Linked DNA regions of Homo sapiens: region 1 is linked to region 2. The links are chromatin contacts, found by Hi-C in ENCODE. All regions are on one chromosome and are shown on one strand. The core of a region is the stretch at or near the end of the contact, and the rest is flanking DNA. Distances in the headings are between cores, read along the strand shown. Region 1 overlaps NCAM1 (neural cell adhesion molecule 1). Region 2 has its middle 34 kb from the start of LINC02764.

Region 1 (6,402 bases), core at 1,836-4,335, 570 kb after region 2:
TTTTTTTTATTATACTTTAAGTTTTAGGGTACATGTGCACAACGTGCAGGTTAGTTACATATGTATACGTGTGCCATGTTGGTGTGCTGCACCTATTAACTCGTCATTTAACATTAGGTATATCTCCTAATGCTATCCCTCCCCCCTCCCCCCACCCCACAACAGGCCCTGGTGTGTGATGTTATTACACACACCCCAAAAGTGAGAATGTAGTTGTAGCTTTTAGCAATGTGATTTGTAACATATCATTACTCAGTGTTCATTACTATATGTATTCATTACTCAGTGTTCATTACTGTATGTAGCTCCTTCCTTCCCACTGTGCCTGAAACTAGGTTTCACGTGTACCTGCTAATACCATGTAGACAGAACCATGTGTGCCCCATGCCTGGAGAGACTGTGGCCAGCAAGAAGGCTGGTTTGCAGCTGATGTTATTCCTATCAGCGCCTGAGGTCACACATAGGGCAGGCCCTGCTGAGCTTCCTAGGGCAGTCTTTGAACACCAAGCTTAGGAACGCAGCTTTGGACAATCTCTCACCACATTGGAGTTGACAGCATGAATGCAATCATGGAGCTAAATGGTGTTTCAGAGAATGAGATTGTACCTCCTCTTTAGTTCTGCTTCGCTCCAGGTTACCAACTGCCCCAGTTTCCATGGGACTGTTCTAATAGCAAGACATGAAGTCCGAGGGCCCCTTTTATGTTGCCCAATTTTCCTGGCACTGGTACAAAATCCCAAATCATGTGCAGTGGGAGTGAACTTGGAACTGCAGAGTTTTGCAGGGATTATGAAAGAATCAGACACAACCCATGTTACTGATCTTCAATAAAGAGAAACTCCAGAGCATTTCTTCCCCTGAACTGATTTTACTTTTTGTCAACAGCAGCCAATACAAAGCCTCAAACCCACTTGGCATTCGGCACTTTTGCATCAGAAACTGCCTGTGTTATTGTGCCAGTGGTTGCCCTAGGTGTTCATCATGAGCACTTAAAATGATTGCTTTTGCAGTTGCAGATGGCTGTACCGGTTCCAAACAAAGAGGGTCACTGAGGGCTCTGCTTATAGAGTGCAGTTTCTGGAAGGAATTCACCACAGATTGTACAATGAAGCCCAAGCTCGCTGGACTCTGCTGGCCCAGGGAATTTTTACAAGGTTAAGTCAGCCATAAATTCTGTCTGGGCCTTGTCTGTTCCCTGATAGTTCCTCTAGGGCTTTTTCGAGAGTTTAAATTAAACTATCTTCTTGTCCATTGAGATGCACAACTCCCACTCCCTATGGATGTGTTTGTGCAAGCTCCGTCACAAGAATACGTGGGAAGTTGGGTTCTGTCTTCACTGCCATCTCACAAGAGAAGAGAGTTGAGGGACAGTACTGAATTACACATGATCGTGATCTACACAGACCATCCGTTTTAGAAAAAAATTGAAAATCTCTGCCACCTAGGAGAAAAGAGAGTAGGGAATCAAAAGAGCCCCCCAAGAGATGATTACTTTCATCTTATAAAATGAAAATTATAAACTACAGGGAGTTTCTTTGTAGATTAAAAAAATCTTATTTCAGAACGTTTTACTTCTTTCTTCAGAACGTTTCATTTCTGCTCCTTACATCTACATAGTATTTTAAAATTGGTGCATGTCATACCTTGGACTTGGAATTCTTTTCTTTTTTTTCTTGTTATTGCCAAACCCTGTGCCCCCGAAAGAGTTCCAGGTGTTCATAAGAGGCTGCTGGAGTGTATTCTTCCTGTCAAATGTGCAATTACTGAGTTATCAAAAATACATGGGCTCCCTTATCCTGATTCTGTTCTCATTTTTGGACAGTTTATTCCTGAGACTGATCAATCTTGTAATCAGGTTAAACCTCTTATAAAAAACATTTAGTGCTTTTATCATAGATAAACCACATAAAATCCCCCTGCCTGTTGAGTATGGTCAGTATGTCATGCTAGTAAAGAAAGTCACCTTGTTTCCTCTTAAGCATGAGGATGTAGTAAAAGAAACTCTTGTTGATTTGGCTTCCCGCCCACCCCCTTTGCCCATCATTCAGCAGAACCTGGAGTGTGTAGGTTTCTAGTGGCTTGCAGCAGAACTGAGGGAGAAGAGAAGGTGGAGAAGCACTGTGGTTGAGCTCCATAGAGTAGGCTGGGCTTCTGCAGAGCCTTCTATGCCAGGGAGCAGCTGGTCATTTTTGTCCATCCCCTGAACTGATTTTTTTTCCCCTGAAACCTTGGCTTGGATCGCTTCCTGCAAACAACGTGAAATCTTGCATGTGTGCCAGGTGAACTGCTGTTCGAGATATTTTCAGAATTCAAGGGTGTTATGCTAGGAAGTCAGGATCATTTAAGTAAAACAAACAAACAAGCAATTATGGGGTTTTATTTCTGTATAATCTGTAATTTTGAGTTGTAGTTCCTTGGGGGGAGGAGCAGCCTGAGATGGTTATGGTGTGTTACCAGGCAATTGCTACAGGAACAAGGCCAGGGGCCTACTGTAATTTAGCCTTTGCAAACAAAGCTAAAAATATCAAAACATGATATTATAGCAACCCCTTTGTCTTTTTGGTTTCCAGTCATTAGAAGCATGTTTTTTGTCTTGTCATTTATTTGTTTAAAAAAATGAAAAAAAAATCCCATCTCAGGCTCCAGGTGCCTGCTGCAGTGTAGGAGCAGGGCCCTGTGCATAATGAAGCTGCCCTTGCTGGCTGCTAACATAGAAGTCAGGAGACCAAGGCGCCTGCTGTTATCTTAGAGATTGTTTTTGCAGTGCTTGCTTCTGGCCTAATAACTACTGGAGGTGAAAATGGAAGAATCCATTTTTCTTTTCTAAATTACATGGAAAGCCAGCCCATGATGTCACTCTTCTAGAACAAATAACATTTAAAAAAATTGTTTTAATGGATTTTTGAGATAAATATGAATTGCTGTGGAGGGATAGCAGTGATGTAATGGAAAAAGAAAAAAATGAATGTGGGACTGTCTAAATGTTTGTCTCCACCAGGAATGTTATTGGATTCTGCCCTGTTTGTTCTTCCTTTGTTAGTTACGGTCACGGGGCATATTCTCAGTGGGCAGACCACAAGACACAGGCAGTGGAGACGCGATCTCATTAACGATTCAACACGCCACCCTAGTGGCCACCCGAGCACATATTCCGCATGGAAATTCGAAATGGACGTTCAGTTCATTGCTTTGGCTCTCTGGGAAAGAGGCTCTCAGCTTGGGTTGCATGGGAAAATCACCTGGACTCTTAACAATTACTAACGCCCTCTCCATCCCTTCACACTCAAATTCCCCTAGTCACAGGTAGGGCTCAGACTTAAGTATTTTTCAAGCTCTCCGTGCAGCCAGGGTGAAGAACCACTGTCTTAGAGGAAAGCAAGTTTGGGCAAATCCAAGTGCAGCCTCATCTGGCAACCTCAAACTCTGCTGACCTCCTTCTGCTCAAGAGAAGATGTCTTCTTGCCCTCCAGAAGAAAGGCAGAGAAGACCTTTGGGAATTGGAGTCAGGGTTGTAATTTTCTTAGGCTGTGGCATATCTTTTTCTGTCTGTAAAATAAATACCGCAAAAGTGCTGAAAAAGTCTGGAAAAAAAACCACCCATGCTGCTGTTTTGCATCAGTATTGGCTCAGCAGCCGGGTCAGCCAGGCAGATTTAATGCCTTTGTTATAATAAGAACCTTTTTCTTCACCCAGGGGAATAGGATGTCACAGTTTTGACCTCTGTGGTTTCGCTATTGACCTGGTCCTCAAAGCCAGAGAGTTCAGAGCTAGGTCTGAGGTTCTGAGGTTCTTCTCCTGGGAATTGTCAAGAGTGTTATGGAAAGCAATTTGTTAGGGATGAGACATCTCTCTGGTGAATGGTAATACTCTGAAAGGAAGAGATGTGTCCAGCCTTGTCTCAGAGAGGCCAGTAGGGAGTGCCCTTTGCTGTCTGCCAAGAGGGAAAACCGTATGTTGAGGAGCGTTCTGCTTGTTGGATAAGAAGTGAACATCTAGAATGGAGTTAAAGAAAAGTTTTGCTCAGACCTGGCTAAGATCGAAAGAAGAAAGTGTCAGGGTTCAACTGCCCTGAAGACGTAAGTGTCCAGGCAGTATGCCCAGTGCTGCGGGTGCCGGGCTGTGCAAATGAGAGCTGGTCTCAACACCCTAGAGTATGCAGTGAAGGGGAGAAGAGAGGGAGTGAGCAAGTATTGGGAGGAATTTCACAAGGGAGGTGCTGGGTGCCATGAGAAGAGACAACTGTAGGACCCTACCCACTGGCATGTTCCCAGATGGCCACTGAATGGGATTGCCGAACACCACATTATCTTGCAAGGTTGGATGGAGCATCCTCCCTCCCCTTGTGCAGATATCACTGCAGGTAGACCAGATGCCTCTGGGTACATGCTCTGCAGTCTGCATTTAGCGCTGTACTCTGAACTAAGGGTGGAGAAGAGGACTCCATGGGGGTACATGCTCTGCAGTCTGCACTTAGCACTGCACTCTGAACTAAGAGTGGAGAAGAGGACTCCATGGTAAGAAACACAAACTGACTTGTTTTCTCCTACAATACCCATACTCACTTCTAATACTTCACTTCTGACATGAGATGTTGGGGCAGGGGCATTCCCACACACCAAGCAATTCTCCAGTGAACACCAACAAGGTGTCCTATAATTTAAATCATTTCTGACACTGTCTACCTGGAGTTAGAGTCAGATCCCACAGGCTAAAGGCTCAGTCCCACGAGACTGCCCTCACATCACATTTCAGTCGCAAGTCCCAGGTTGTGACCTTTGCTTCTGACCCTCCAGCCATTAATCAGGGTTCCCACAACCCCCTCCTTAGGTTCCATGATTGCTAGGATGGCTCACAGAACTCAGGGAAACACATATTTACATTTACTGATTCATGATAAAGGATAAGGATATTACAGAGGATATAGTTGAACAGCCAGATGAAAAGGTACTCAGGGCAAGGTGTGTGGAAAGAGGTTCAGAGCTTCCATGCCTTCTCTGGGTGCACCATCCTCCCAGAACCTTTGCCTGGTCAGCAGCCCAGAAACCCTCTGAACCCTGCACTTCAGAGATTTTTATGGAGGCTTCATCACGTAGGCAGGATCCATTATTAATTCAATCTCCAATCCTTCCACCCTTCTCAAAGGCTGTAGAGCAGGGCTGAATGCTCCAACCTTCTAATCATGATTTGGTCTTCCTGATGACCAACCCCAGCCAGGAGCCCACCGAAAGTCAACTAATTTGAACAAAAGACTCTCCTATATCACCCAGGAAATTCTAAGAGAGTAGGAGCTGTATGTTGGCAACAGGGGTCAAAGACAAAATATATGTTTCTAATTTTGTCACGATATCACAGGGACCCACTGTCTGCTCATTGGCAGCAAGCACCCAGCATGACAATGGAAACGTGTCTGTGGGGAGAACAGAAGTTAGAAAAAGGTGGCTGTGAAGTAGCCTGTGGCATTGTGGAACCCACCTTTCCATTATTCAGGACCCTCCACAAGGTAGAAAGTGACTTAGAAAGTCACTTAGAAAGAAAAGGAAATTTAAGTAAAACCACCCCATCCACTTAGATGAATTTGGAAAAGGCCAATCGCTTTCTGATGCACCTGTTCAAAAAGATAATTTCTAAGTCCTCTTTAGAGCTAAGATCCAGAATCTCCACTGTGGTCTCTGGGCTCCGAGTAGACTCACTTAGTCTGTTTTGATTCAGCCTCAGGCCTTCTGCTTGTCTTACAAGCAGAGAATGGGAAGTACTAAGAATCTCCACTTCTCAGACTAAGTCAGGGCCTGTAGTTCATTTTAAAAGCAGGTTCAAGACTTGCAGTTTAAACCTTTGAGACATCTGGTCGTAGCTGGGATCTATATAGCCTTTGCTTCCCCCACCCCCGATGGGACCATTATGAGAGTAGAATGTTTTCCTGCACCCTTACGACCCTATTGTCCATGCCTGAGTGAAGAAACCTCTGGTTTCTCTGGTTGGGGAAGGCTCTGGCTGTCTGTACTCCTCTGTGGTAGCTCAGCCCCAGTGTAGAGAAGACCACCACTGGCTCTCTCCTGGCTTCTCGCCTGGTCCGGTTTCTCTTGCTCCTAAATAGCAAAACCGACTGATTTTTTTTTTTTTGAAATGGAGTCTCGCTCTGTCACCCAGGCTGGAGTGCAGTGGCGTGATCTCGGCTCACTGCAAGCTCTGCCTCCCGGGTTCATGCCATTCTCCTTTCTCCTGCCTCAGCCTCCCAAGTAGCTGGGACTACAGGCGCCTACCACCATGCCCGGCTAATTTTTTTTTTATTTTTACTTATTTTTAGTAGAGACGGGGTTTCACCGTGTTAGCCAGGGTGGTCCCGATCTCCTGACCTCGTGATCTGCCTGCCTCGGCCTCCCAAAGTGCTGGGATTACAGGCGT
Region 2 (6,214 bases), core at 1,824-4,323:
AATTAATGTTCACCTTAAAATAAAGTGTAGAGAGGAGAGCAATTAACGTAATAGAGTTAGAGCATCAAAATGACACAAATGTTATTGACAATTATGAATCACATCTTGCAGTTTTCGGGTCCTCTGCTCTTTCATGGAGGGGTTTACAGTGGAGGAGGGGAAGCAGTATCAGATCTTCCAGGTGAAAAACGTGAGGTCTGGCTCTCCTCATTACTATCCACTAAAGCAACATGCCAGTGGCTTCCAAGCCATCTTCTGCCTCCCTTTACTGCCTCCAGTTCCATTGGCTGCTCCATGGACATCATGCTTCTCTAGGCTACCCCTGTCTACATGACTAACTGACTACTAGCCTGAATTCTTAAGGAAAATGCAGCCTGCAGCTGATTAACAAGCCTCCAGGACAAAAAGGAACAGGCCCAAAGAAGAGCCAAATTTCCCTGTTGTTAGAAAGCCCGATGTATCTCAGGCTTGGCCTAGCTTTTTTTTTTTTTTTTCCCAAAAGAAAAGTCTGTGGTCTTTCAGACATGGACCATTTGGGTGTTTGTTTGATGGGTGTCATCTGGAAGGGATTAATAATATGAAATAGATTTAACATAACCTAAACAGAAAAACAATTCATATTGAACTCTTTAAGGAAGCACTTCTTGCATCTGTTTATGCTCTTTTCTCCCTTGTAACAACCCTGAGAGGGAGGTAGGCTGAGGTTTTTATTTTCTTTCTTTTGACTTTTTCAGATGTAGAAAGCAAAGTCTGACTGAGTGAAGGACTTGCTAAGTTCACACAGTTACAGGCAGGCTGGAGCCCAGGTAGGCTGTCTTATCATTAGGCCTGCTGTACAAAAATTGTTTTAACACATCTTACCTGATGGGCGCTCAAGTCATATTCAACCTGAAACAATCTCCTTTTCTGGATGAAATGCTCCTTGGGAAGCACTCCAGATGATGGTAAAAGATCCTGAGTTCAGTCCACCCCAGGCCTTTAACACACGTCTGCCAAAACTTGAGGAAATCTTGCAAAGGAAAATTTAGACTTGAAGCATTCAAATTCACCTGGAAGAGATCTCAGGGGTAATCAGATCCACTGGTTCATTTTCCAGATGAGGAAACTGAAGCCTGGAGTGGTAGGGGAAGTAAGGAGTGACTGGGGTCCATTTCCAGCTTTGGACAGAAACCTCATAGCCTCACTGGGCAAAGGGGATGGGATTGGGTTGTAATCTAAGAGAAATTGAAGCTGCAATAACTGAAAAAGAAATATTTGCAGGCTTTACCCAAATGCTTTGTGTAGATTTGGTCTGTGTCCATATGTGGTTGTTGATTCAAATATTTTGAGTCCTGCCAAATTTCCCATTTATCTTAAAGATGAATTTATACATATTTGCTGATTCTTTAAGTAGCTAATCTTTCATCTTTTAAACTCTCTGAAAATTCCAGATTAGCGTCTGAAAGTGAACATCTATAGATATGTGTCTGTCGGGGGAACAGCCATTGCAGGTAAACAGAAGCTCTGACAGAGGTGAAGTTCCGGGGTCTGGGCCTAGCCCCTTTTTTCTTCCCTACCCAGAAAAGGGCATTTCATACCCATTGCCCAGGGGCCAAGCCCTGGGGGCTGCCTGGACAGGGTGGCACAGCCCTACATGAGAATGGCTGTAGAGGCTGAGATTTCTGTTTGCTAGCTGAGGGCTTCTTCCCTCCACCTCAGCCATGCCCAAGGACCAGTCTGGCTACTGCAGCAGCCGGCATGGACCTCTCAGAATACAGCAGTGAGGCTGTTATCCGTAGTCTTCACATCGAGCCTTTGTATGTCTCAGAATGTCAGTTTTGATTCAATTGCCAAATAAACTTCAGAACATTGATGACCCACAGGCACTGAGTTTTTTCTTTTTTCTCTTTTAATCTCTGTCAGAAAAGAGAAATTGCGTATGGGGATATTCCAGGGTGATTGATCTGTAATCCTACCTACAGGCCGCCCTGAGATCTGCTGCCCTAATTAAGCATAGCTTCTCTTAAGATCAATGCCCAACATCCTGCACATTAGTCATTAGAACTTCAAAGGCCTCCATATCCACTAGATGGCAGTAGTCAGTTAATCATGTAGACGGGTAGCCTAGAGAAGCGTGGTCCCCGTGGAGCAGCCAAGCTCTAGGATTTATAATCAAGTCCAGAACGTCTGAATATAAAGATACCCTCTCCCCTCCTCCATGCCCCAGGGATTACTCTTGCTCTTTTAATTATTCTTTAAAATAACAGCTGCTTTGGGCTAGGCCATTTATGATCCACACATGACTACGGCAGAAAAGACATAGAGACCTCACCCAAAAGCTACAGCTGGGGGAGTGGTGTTTGAACTGTCCCTTGCTGAGTCAAGATGAAGTGCATTCAGCTGCTAGCTCCTACTGCTAGGAAAAGATTTCTCCATTGTCCTTTTAAGCCACAGCTCTCCAGGCTTTGAGGCCTTCAAATCAGGGACCTCAGCCAGACCCTGAGCCCCAAACCACAATTTACCACACAACTGTGCTGAGCTCTAACCAAGCACTAATATTAATTTATGGAACCACAAAGCTATTATTACAAAGTTTGTATTCTATTTATTTTTTTTCTGAAAATAAAAAAAAAAAAACACCTATTGAAAAATATGTCTGAACTGGAACCCAGCCTACATATTTCCTAGAACGACTGAATTGGGACTTGAGAATGTTCTGTGAACCTGAGTTGAACTGAATGTATATTTCATAGGCCTGGTGCCCTGGTTGAGACCCAGTTCTTTAAAAGACCCTTTATTTTAGCTGCAGGTGCTTCCAAGTCTGTGCTGGCCCCCAGTTTTGGAGAGTCTCAGAACTGGGTTGCCTGGTATGTACCCCCAAGGCAGCCTTTCGTTTAGAGATACCCCCAGCTCCTTCTGTAAGCTCCTTATTAGGCTGTTTTCTCTCGTTGGTCTTGATCATTTCTGTAGCAGCCAGAGAGTCTGATGGTTGGATCTGAGATTTATGTAGGACACTTGGCTAAAATATAAACAGTGGTTTAGAGAAAGGGAATCTGCTTTGTGTCAACAGTAATGTGAGGCTGGGGGGCCTCCAGCAAGCTGAATTGGATGTTTATCCACTGAATAAAGTCACTACATCATCTGGCCCTGTCTGAGCAGAGGGGCCCTGGTGGGAGAGCAGCAGACTCCCTGCCAACTCTGTAATCTGTTTCTGAACTTGCGGGAGGCCTCTTGGGCTGCCTGTCTCTTCTTACCGCACCTCACCTGGGTGGGCAGATGGAAAGGGGACCACCGAATCAGATTTAGTAAGCATCAATTTCTACTTCTAGGTGAGTTGATCACTTTTTGAGGGGGCACTTCATTTTATCCATGTGACAGCCCTCTGAGGACTTTAGGTGGATCCAGGCTTTGTGGGGTTTGAAGCTTGTACAATTAGAGGGAGGTGGCTTTAAGAAAAAGAGAATAAAATTACAAACACAAAAGTGAATCTTGATTCAGAATGACACAAAATGAATCTCACACACACAAAATCACTAGAGCCCTAGAAAGTCAGGTCTCTTTTGAGATCTCTTCAAGCAGTTTATCAGAAATGCTTATATAGAAACACTTCCACACATGCACACACACACACACAAACACACCCTCCATCCCTGTCAGCCAGACTTCCCCTTCCCCCAGAACACTTCCACACAGAAACTCCCCACGATCCCAGGACCATGAGGTGAAGGGGGTGGGAGGCTTAAGCTTTGCCAGGCAAATCTGCTCTGCAAGTAGTGTGATGACCGCCATTTTGCTCTGGTGATGCTGACTGACACATTATAGACTTGTGCAGGACACAGCCCTGATAAGGTGTGAAGCTGAAATTTGAAATCAGAACTTCTGCCTCTAAACCCTAATGTGCTTCCCACGGCAGGCTGCAGTCTCCCTCTATGCTGCCACAGTGCTCTGGGACTCTGTTGGTCTAGCCTGAAATCCACTCTGGAGGGCCAGTTTTGGTCTGAGTGGCAAATCCTACAATCCTCTTCCTTATCCTGAGGCCAAGGAGAAGCCCTAAGGACAGGAGAGCGGTGGTCCTTTCTGGGGGAGATGAACCGTTCCTGCTGTCGCAACTCCTTTCCTTCGAATGCTCGCTCCATTCTTGGTTGTTGACTCCTGCACCTGAAAAGGGCTTCACATCTTCTGCAAGGGACTGGCTTTCTGAGGGATAGGCTCTGTGAGAGGGGCTCTCAGGAGAGGCTGTCTGAGGAAGTGACTCTGTTTGAGAGGAGCTCTTGGATGAAGGGACTCTCCGAGGAGGGGCTTTTTTCGGAGGGACTGTCTGAGGAAGGGGCTTTCTGAGGGAGGTGCTCCCTGAGAGGGGCTCTCTAAGAGAGGGGCTGTCTTTGGGAGTGGCTCTCTGAAGGAGGTTCTCCCTGAGGGAGGCTGTCTTTGGGAGGGGCTGTCTGAGGAAAGGGCTGTCTGAGGGGGCCTCTCTTTGAGGAGGACTGTCTGAGGGAGGGGCTGTCTGAGGGAGGTGCTCCCTGAGGGGGGCTCTCTAAGTGAGGAGCTGTCCTTGGGAGCAGCTCTCTGAAGGATGTTCTCGCTGAGGGAGGCTGTCTTTGAGAAGGACTCTCTGAAGGAGGGGCTCTCTTGGCCTGTCCTGTCCTGTCAGACCCACAGGGCTAAGCGTGTCTTTGTTATGACTTTGTATCCAGGCCTCCCTTTTGAAGGCCTTTCTCTACTCTCACTTCTGACTGCCCTTCCTCTGAACCCTGTCTTCTTACTCCCTCCTCCCTTTCCCAATAAAGTCTTTCCCTCTGAGCAAGGATCTATTGTTAGTCATTTGTGTCTTAGGGTGAATTTAAGTCATTTGGTTTCTTCCTCCAGGATGAGTTGTAATTCTCCATTAAGGAACAAAAGCCCTAACCCTTCAAAGGAATGGGAGGCAGGGGAGTAGATGAGGGTTGTGACCTGACTTGGGGATGGGGATGGAGGGATTTCCACAATTTTGAAATTATATCTCAGAGGCAGCTGTTATACTTTTTTTTTATTTGTAAGGAAAGAAAGACAGAAAATTTAAATGGATTGGCCATCTACCAAGGTCCTGTGCTAGATACTTTCAGAAATGTTACCTTATTTAATCCTCAGAGCAACTGTGAGGTAGGTATTACAATACTCTTTCAGTGGATGACCTGGCTGAGGTTAGAGACAGTTACAGGGTCACCTAAAACAGAAGGAATAATTTTTTGGTAAGCACCTGTCTTGTGCCTGGCACTCCATTATTTCTTCTCCCAAGTGTCTCATTTATTCTTAAAGCACTGTCAAGCATGTAGTATTAGCTCCTGTTTTTAAATGGGAAGGTTGAGAATCAGAGTAGTGAAGTGGCTTTTCCAAGGTTCCAGGAATGTGAGAAATTACCTTAATGCAATGTGGCCTCTGCATACTCTACTAGATAAGTTCTGTCAGAGGTGTCAGAATAGGAGGATTCACGGGCCAAATTAAAGTGCTTAAACTCACAGTTTACTAAATCTGTTGAAAACCCAAAGCAACAGCAAGGGGAGAGGGATAGGGTAGGTTAGCTCACTTCAGATGGGAGCTGCCAGGTGGAAGCACCATACTCCTTGGATCCTGGGGTATATAAGCTTGTGTATCTTCCCTCTCTCTGCTGCATCAGCCTTCCCTGCTGATGGTGTGGTTATGAGGATCACAATTGAGATTTGAGCAAGAAGGCCAAATACACACCAAAGATCTCTTGGGCCAAAGCATAATTTTGCTGTCTGACAGGAGGAATATGGGGGCTAAAACAAGTTTGCTTAGCTATAGCTACAGCTTGCCAATTAGCCTTCCGAACAGTCGAGAATGTATTTGCATTTCTTTCTTTCTTTTTTGAAACAGAGTCTCTCTCTGTCGCCCAGGCTGCAGTGCAATCTTGGCTCACTGCAAACTCTGCCTCCAGGGTTCAAGCAATTCTCCTGCCTCAGCCTCCCAAGTAGCTGGGATTACAGGTGCCCGTCACCATGACTGGCTAATTTTTTGTATTTTTAGTAGAGATGGGGTTTTGCCATGTTGGCCAGGCTGGTCTCAAACTCCTGACCTCAGGTGATCCAACAGCTCGGCCTCCCAAAATGTTGGGATTACAGGTGTGAGCCACAGCACCCGGCCTTATTTGCATTTCTTATACAGAGCACCTGGGGCCAAAATGAGACCCTGTGGGTGTCAATCAATGGGTACCTAATTTAGAGTTGATAAAGCTTTT

What was found. A loop is a pair of places that touch in the nucleus more often than their neighbours do. Pooled maps may share reads with other maps.
Region 1: a loop to region 2 is called in a map of ascending aorta, with 3 times the contacts of the local background. The contact joins two enhancer-like sites. A Hi-C loop is called at or near these places in 1 of 168 maps with a recorded cell type or tissue (ascending aorta) and 7 of 50 pooled maps.

The regions. Positions count from the first base shown.
Region 1 is chr11:113,159,711-113,166,112 of GRCh38, forward strand. All of the region lies in intron 1 of NCAM1 (neural cell adhesion molecule 1), which reads left to right. Among named protein-coding and RNA genes, the nearest start is that of NCAM1-AS1, 110 kb to the right of the region's middle. Within about 2 kb of position 3,086, at least 8 of the 41 ENCODE cell types and tissues checked have a DNase peak (open chromatin) inside an H3K27ac peak, as active enhancers do.
Region 2 is chr11:112,586,283-112,592,496 of GRCh38, forward strand. No RefSeq gene overlaps it. Among named protein-coding and RNA genes, the nearest start is that of LINC02764, 34 kb to the left of the region's middle. Within about 2 kb of position 3,074, at least 3 of the 41 ENCODE cell types and tissues checked have a DNase peak (open chromatin) inside an H3K27ac peak, as active enhancers do.